Linked DNA regions of Homo sapiens: region 1 is linked to region 2. Evidence: chromatin contacts called from ENCODE Hi-C or POLR2A ChIA-PET data. All regions are on one chromosome and are shown on one strand. Each heading gives the region's core, a stretch centred on a gene start or an enhancer-like site at or near the end of the contact. The rest is flanking DNA. Distances are from core to core; before and after follow the strand shown. Region 1 holds the start of WLS (Wnt ligand secretion mediator). Region 2 holds the start of FOXD3 (forkhead box D3).

Evidence for each region. A loop is a pair of places that touch in the nucleus more often than their neighbours do. ChIA-PET counts read pairs that join two places held with the same protein, here RNA polymerase II (POLR2A). Pooled maps may share reads with other maps.
Region 1: a loop to region 2 is called in a map with no recorded cell type, with 13 times the contacts of the local background. The contact joins the promoter of WLS here to the promoter of FOXD3 in region 2. A Hi-C loop is called at or near these places in 1 of 37 single-sample maps with no recorded cell type and 4 of 50 pooled maps. POLR2A ChIA-PET finds 5 or more read pairs at or near these places in 1 of 52 experiments (WTC11).

The regions. Positions count from the first base shown.
Region 1 is chr1:68,230,394-68,234,282 of GRCh38, forward strand. It overlaps WLS (Wnt ligand secretion mediator), which reads right to left and starts at 2,130. Exons shown (of 12, transcript NM_024911.7): 1 at 1,801-2,130. The coding sequence starts at 1,906.
Region 2 is chr1:63,320,455-63,324,211 of GRCh38, forward strand. FOXD3 (forkhead box D3) reads left to right here and starts at 2,113. Exons shown (of 1, transcript NM_012183.3): 1 at 2,113-3,757. The coding sequence starts at 2,605. It overlaps FOXD3-AS1 (FOXD3 antisense RNA 1), which reads right to left. Exons shown (of 3, transcript NR_121637.1): 2 at 913-1,009; 3 at 430-736. RefSeq lists silencers at 1,721-2,030, 2,151-2,230 and an enhancer at 2,554-3,243.

The DNA of each region.
Region 1 (3,889 bases), core at 880-3,379, 4.9 Mb after region 2:
CTGCTCATCAAGGGAGACAAGAGGTGTAATTGTAACCGCTGCATAATCACTGTGAGGGCACAGGGAAGGCTGCCTTCAGCTCCCAGCAGAGAAGGTATTAAGAGCCTCGAAAAATCCAATACGGGGAAACGAGATTGCATGTAGCCAAACAGAAGCTCCTAACACAAAAGCCAACCCGTGTGTGTGTGTGCGCGCGTGTGTGTGTGTGTGTGTGTGTGTGTTGAGGGTGAGGGTTCCAGAAAGAAAATGTGAAGCTGTTTGGCCCACACTGGGGATAAGAGATTGTTTGAAAACTCTGAACCCTTTTCTGTTTTGTGGATAAATGCACACAGAGAAAAGAGCACTGTCTCCTTTAGGTATTTCTCTCCTTGATGAAGCTTCACCCACTCTCCTTTGTTTAAGACAATTGGCTTGGATGTTACCGTGATTTACAGTACCAAACTCCCTTTAATTTGTTCCCATCAAACCCAAGTCTGGAGACAAAACGCCAAGCACACGACTGGAGGTGCCCAAGCCTGTGCAGCTCTGGCAGCGACGCCGCCGGCGCCCCCGGGCGTTTTCCCCGCACCCCACATCGCGTGGGCGCCCGTAAAGGCACGCGCGGAGAAAGCCCCTCCGTGGACTCCCCACTCCGCAAAGTTTAACAAAGCCGTGAAGTAAGGAAACCGAACCTCCCGTCCGCGCCCGCTGCAAAGTTGGCATTGAAGTTTGTGCCGGGATGTCCCAAATCTTGAGGGGGCGGGGGGCGCGAGTGTGCAGAGAGGCGGGAGGATGGATGCAGATGGGGAGACAGTGAGGGGAAGGGAGTTTTTCCGAGTGGACGGTCCGTGAGGCGGTTTTCTTCACCCGGAAGCCTGTTTGACTCAGAGAGGTCCGGGAGGTGCACGCCAGGGGAGGTCTCCCGGGGCGGGCGCTGTCGCCGAGGAGGCCGGCGAGCTGTCACCTGCGGGGGGCTGTGGTGGGAGCTGAGGGCGCTCTCCTAAGCGCCAAAAGAGGACGGGGACATTCACAGTCACCGGCTCTCGGGGCTCTAAGTAGTGGGGGAAGGGATATTCACGAGTGGGCAGGAGGCCAAAAGCAACACCTTTCGGATACGCTTTTCCCCTCCGACCTCTCCAACTTCCCGCGGCGCTGGTCAAGGACTCCCTCCCACCCCACCCCATCCCACCCAACCTCCCGGCCGACAATTCGGACCTGTCCACGGCAGAGCGTGGGGTGGAGTGCGGCGGGAAAGCAGAGGGCGCGAAGGTCGGGACCCCAAATTGCAAACCCTCAGCCCCTAGCAAAGACGACCAAATGCATTTACAACCGTGCAAGTATCTCAGCCTTGTAACAGAGCTCCGGGTTTGCGCCGGGCACAGTTCCCCGACTCTTCTGTTGTTCCTAATAAAGTCGATTACGTTGCCCTCCCGGAGCTGATTGGAAGGGAACCGAGAGGAAAAGGGGGGGAACGCGGGAAAAAGCGGGGGGGGGGGGGGGCGAGCAATCAACTTTGTAACCCAGCGCTTCCTCGCGCGATCCGTCGCCATGCTTAAGATTCCCACCCCCGCCGCCCCCCTCTTGCCTTTCAAGTGGATACTGAAACTAGGCCAAAACTTTTTCCCCTCCTTTTCTCTTAGCCACTAGACTGGATTGTGCCCCACGGAGCCCCATGGAGCTCTGCTTTCTTAAGCACAATAGCCGGACTAATTAGATCATAGAAGCAAGGCAGTGATACTGTAACAAGTAGCCCAAGAGGCAAAGAGGGAAGGGGCCCGAAAAGACAGAAAGGGGGAAAAGTTTGCAGCTCTCCGCACTTACCAATCAAGCCTCCCACCAGAAAGGCGATGATTTGGAACACGAGCAGAATCCCACCAACAATGCACAGCTTCTTGGTGCTCATGTTTTCTATAATTGCCCCAGCCATTTTTGCGCCCCCCCTTTTTCTTTTCTCCTTGAAATAAATGTTTTAGGGTGAGCTTTTTGCTCCCTCCTCTCACACACTCCCTCCTTCCTCGCCTCCTTTCTGGGCGCTGCAAAACTTCAGAGGTGCTGGAGCGCGGCGAGGATGGGACCGGGACGGAAGGCGCCCGCACGGATTCCCCCGGCGCAGCCGGCTCGGGTTCCCCCAATGCCCGGAGCTGTGATTGTGGCCGCTCCGCCGCCTGTGGACGCTTAAAGGAGCAGGGAAGCGGATCACATGACGCCGCCTCCCTCCCTTTCTTCCTCCCTCCCTCTCGCGCTTCCTCCCTCCCTCCCTCCCTCTCTTCCTCTACCCCTTGCCCACCAGTTCGGGGCTCAGAGCTCTGGCGGGTGCTGGCGCCTGGCTCCCGAGTCTGGCCTGCAACCTGTCTCTCCAAGGTCTGATGCCATTTAGGGGTTGCTGTTGATGTTAAGCGGGTTCCCCCTGCCCAGCTTCTCACAGGTTTCCTTTTCTGGTTTCCGAAGTGCGAGATTTAAATCACCGGTGGACCGCCTTGCAGACCTTTAACTTACGCGTTGACTTTAGGAAATGGTCCCCACCCCACCCCCAACTGCTAGAACTCTCTTTAGGAAAGAGGAGGAGAATTTTTTTTAAAAGGACCCAATAGATGCCTAAGTCAAAACACAGAGATGCGGAATAAAGTCTCAGCTCGACTTCTTTCTACCAGATTCCCAGCCTCGGTTATTGGGCACATACCCAGCTAAATTCCCCACGGCGCCCCTTGAGGAAACTTGCTCTCCAGCCAAATCAGACCACTGTTCGTTACTCCAGCACATGTGCTTCCACAGCCTTAACCCTGGTTATTGCCTTAAAGAGAACATGTTCTACTCCATCAATGTTAAACCTGATCCAAAACCAACTAGTGTTAAAAAATCTTTCTAATTTTCCACACCACCTCCATGCAGTATCTCTGGGAACTGAGCCCCTACAATCCTGTATTTACATTTTTACCTCCTATTGTAAGGATTTGTGTACACGTTTGTCTCCACCACTGAGCTGTAAACTCCTGGGGAATAGGGACCAAGTTTTTTTTGTTCTTTGTACCCCCCATGGTGCCTAACAAAATGCTAGCTCTAGTAGGTGCCCCATAATCTTTTGTGGAATGAATAAGTGAATGTGAAAGCAAGCCCACAGTTTGTATTTCAAAGGTCTAAAGAGATCTTAGTTGGTTTAGAGGGTACCTATATTAAGTTACAATGTTTGTTGTCTCTTTGTGAGAAATCATATATTTATATTTATACTTAACTTCCATAAAAAGAGGGGCGGGGCTCCCGATAGAGATTTCCTGCTCTATCAAGCCTAAATTTCTGGGCCTGGTTTTTCCATGTTTCATAAACTGGCCGCTTGGCCAGTACAACTCACCTTACTCAATAGACCCTTGGTTTGGTAAATACCCCACCCTGCTCCCCAAACGTGCAGTTTCTACCACCACCACCCACACATCTTGTTTCTTGTCCCTCCCATCCTTACACACCCTCTTCATGCCAAGAGACTATTTTTCCCAGTCCTCTCTCCTCCTCTACTCTGTTCCTGAATTTTCATTGCCCTTATAAAAGATGTCATGCAGGTTACACTTAATAGAAGCATTCATTTCTAATCTCCAAATAGAACAGAGACTTGTCAAGGACAAGCACCAAACTTTATGCATACAAAACTCCATCTCTTCAACATCTAATAGTTCTTAACAGTTCTGAGGATATACACATCATTATGTGTCACATAAGGATGTTTCAGTCAACAACAGACCGTGTGTGTGACAGTAGTCCTATAAGGTTATAATACCATATTCTTACAACACCTTTTCTATAGATATGTTTAGATACACAGAGTGCTTACTATTGCATTACAGTTGTCTACAGTGTTCAGTACAGTAACATGCCAGACAGGTTTGTAGTCTAGGAGCAATCAGCTACACGGTGTAGCCTA
Region 2 (3,757 bases), core at 863-3,362:
GAGGTTCCTGAATGTGTAAATTTCCGCTTTTTAGCTTTTTTTTTTTTTTTTTTTGGACCTTCCGACACTTCGGTTGCTGAGGCAGTTGCAGACGCGACCTCTGCAGTCCTGGGCGATGGCCAGCCAGCTCAGCTCGGGTCGGTTTCGCGGAAAGCTGTCTAGACGGCATTGTAAACGGTTCGGAGCCTGCGGGCCACAAAGCTGTGGAGCTACGGAAATCAACTCTGAGATGCGTTTTAGGGCCGTGTGCAACCTCGGGATCATTTAGATAAAGAAAAACTGTGGAGGTTGGCGGGCGTCTCAGGATAGTGTCACCACCCCCTACCCTGCTCCCAGCCTCAGATGAGTAGTGTTATATCCTGGGAAACTGTCTAATGGGGATGAAAGTCAATCTGTGTGTCTCAATGCCTGTAATGAAGCAAGTTTACAGATTTTTAAATTTTTATTTTTATTTTATTGAATTATTTTTGGTGTGTCTAGGCCAAGGAAAGAGGAGATCGTGGGTGGGGAAACAGACTGAGGGAATCAGAAGCACCACTGTCCATCCGGAATTAAATCCACATCCCAGCATCTTCTGCAAATATTTCACTAATTATTTCCTCTCGGAACTCCTCCCCTCGTGCTCCTTCCTCTGGTGAGGCCGGCGCTCCCCTCCCAGGCCGCAGCGGACAGACAGGGATTGGGTTCCGTGTGCCTGCCACACCAGGCAGGCTCTTGCGGCTCCCAACTAGGCGGCCTAAATGAGGGAGGAAAGAGGAGGCGCATCGCTGATTCACCGCGTCAAGAGCACTGACTTTCCTTGGAGGTGTGAGGTCCACGCACCCCAGCCACGCACTTGGGGGTCGGTTTGCGGTGCCTCCCCCTCCAGTCCCAGTGAAATCCCCACAGTTTTTCCTACTATCACTGACTTGCCTTGCACTCCGCGTGCATTGGCCACACATCCTCGCCTCCTCCACCCGCTCCGCCGCCGGTTTTCTTGGAAGTTAAATCTTGGAGGATTTGTCCACACCTTAAGAGAAGAAAATCCACGTTAGCTGGCAGCAACGGAGATCCCAGCATGCTGGCATGCCCAAGTCTGCCCAGGTTCCCCCAAGGCCATGCCCGCCGCCCGGGAAGTCACTGCCCGCACCCCTCACGTTTCTTCAGCCGCCCCTGGGCGCTGCGTCTAACCTGAAGACACCAGGCCTCTTCCCGGATCCACTCGACTTACCCAGGCCGCTGCCAATCCCAGCTCCTTCCCCAGCGCCTCATTTCCGATTTTTTCATATGCTAAGTCGTTTAACAACTCCAAGTAGCCAGTTATGGCTTCTTTATTTATAGGTTCCCTGCTATTTTACGTCGTTTTTATTTCTCTCGGCAACTATTCTAGTAGATTAATCAATAGCCATTTTCTGACCTTCGGGAACCCCAGCTGATGCTTTTTGTGGCCGCACGAAAAAATACATACAGGAAAACACGCCCGCATCAAGCCGGGAAAGAGCAGGTAGGACCTGAGTGGTTTGGTTGGGGGAGGGGGAAAAAGACATCTCAGCAGGTGTCTTCCCCGGAATGAGCACTGAGGCCAGAGGGGAATCTGAAATCTAATTAGCAGGAGGGAGCCGGGTGCGCTGCTCTTACTCTTTAAAGCTAAAAACAATGAAACAAAAAGCAAAACAGAGACTAAGTTTTGCTTTTTAAAACACGATATGGGAACCTCGTTCTAGGTCGCCCAGTCCCTGTCTAAGGAGTGTGACAAAGTGGGGGGGAGAAGGGCGGAAGGGAGAGGGGGCGGGGAAGGCAGGGCAGCGACAGTCGCACAGTCCCGCGGACGCTCCCAGGCCCACGCCCTGACTCGCTCACACCCACCCACACTCACACCCACCCGCTCCCTGGGCCCCAGGGCCCGGATCCAGCCTGGGTGGGGGGGTCTCCGGGCGGGCCGCAGCGCCCTCCGTGCCCCGGGGATGCTGGCGCACAGTGCGGAGCGGAGTTGCGCGTCTCTCGTCCCTTTGTTGACAATTCCCTGAACCAACTTGAGTTTGGCCGGCTCGGCCGCGGCCCTGACGTCACGCACGGTCACGTGGCCCCGCCTCCCGCTGGATCTTTAAGTAGAAAGTAATCTATCAGGCCAGTCCTTAAAACGGGACTTTCGACTACCGGGGCTTCGGCGTCCCTGACACCCAGCCCCCTGCCCCCCCGCTACTGTCCCTGCCCGCGCCCTCCCGAGCTGCTCGGCGCCCGGCGTCCCGCGCCCGCCTGGACCGCTCCTGCGCCCCACGCCAGGGCCAGAGGCCGAGGAAGGCGGGCTAAGTGAGGGGGCGCGGCGTGGAGAACCGCCGGGGCCGGGAGCGGTAGCGAGCGCCTAGTACCGAGCGCCAGGGACGGCAGGAGTTCGCGGAGCGCGGCCGCTGGGGGCGGACGGCAGAGCCCGCGCCACGCGATGCGGGGCCGCCGAGTGTGAGCTGAGCCCAGCGGGCCCCAAGCCACCTGCGGCCCCCTCCCCTCTCCCTGCCCCCCATCTTTCGGGGGCACTCAAACCCTCTTCCCCTGAGCTCCGTGGCAGCCCCCGAACACCCTCATCGCCCGCTGCCCCCTCCCCGCCGCCGCTACCAACCCCGAGGAGGGATGACCCTCTCCGGCGGCGGCAGCGCCAGCGACATGTCCGGCCAGACGGTGCTGACGGCCGAGGACGTGGACATCGATGTGGTGGGCGAGGGCGACGACGGGCTGGAAGAGAAGGACAGCGACGCAGGTTGCGATAGCCCCGCGGGGCCGCCGGAGCTGCGCCTGGACGAGGCGGACGAGGTGCCCCCGGCGGCACCCCATCACGGACAGCCTCAGCCGCCCCACCAGCAGCCCCTGACATTGCCCAAGGAGGCGGCCGGAGCCGGGGCCGGACCGGGGGGCGACGTGGGCGCGCCGGAGGCGGACGGCTGCAAGGGCGGTGTTGGCGGCGAGGAGGGCGGCGCGAGCGGCGGCGGGCCTGGCGCGGGCAGCGGTTCGGCGGGAGGCCTGGCCCCGAGCAAGCCCAAGAACAGCCTAGTGAAGCCGCCTTACTCGTACATCGCGCTCATCACCATGGCCATCCTGCAGAGCCCGCAGAAGAAGCTGACCCTGAGCGGCATCTGCGAGTTCATCAGCAACCGCTTCCCCTACTACAGGGAGAAGTTCCCCGCCTGGCAGAACAGCATCCGCCACAACCTCTCACTCAACGACTGCTTCGTCAAGATCCCCCGCGAGCCGGGCAACCCGGGCAAGGGCAACTACTGGACCCTGGACCCGCAGTCCGAGGACATGTTCGACAACGGCAGCTTCCTGCGGCGCCGGAAACGCTTCAAGCGCCACCAGCAGGAGCACCTGCGCGAGCAGACGGCGCTCATGATGCAGAGCTTCGGCGCTTACAGCCTGGCGGCGGCGGCCGGCGCCGCGGGACCCTACGGCCGCCCCTACGGCCTGCACCCTGCGGCGGCGGCCGGTGCCTATTCGCACCCGGCAGCGGCGGCGGCCGCGGCTGCTGCGGCGGCGCTCCAGTACCCGTACGCGCTGCCGCCGGTGGCACCGGTGCTGCCTCCCGCTGTGCCGCTGCTGCCCTCGGGCGAGCTGGGCCGCAAAGCGGCCGCCTTCGGCTCACAGCTCGGCCCGGGCCTGCAGCTGCAGCTCAATAGCCTGGGCGCCGCCGCGGCCGCTGCGGGCACAGCGGGCGCCGCGGGCACCACCGCGTCGCTCATCAAGTCCGAGCCAAGCGCGCGGCCGTCGTTCAGCATCGAGAACATCATAG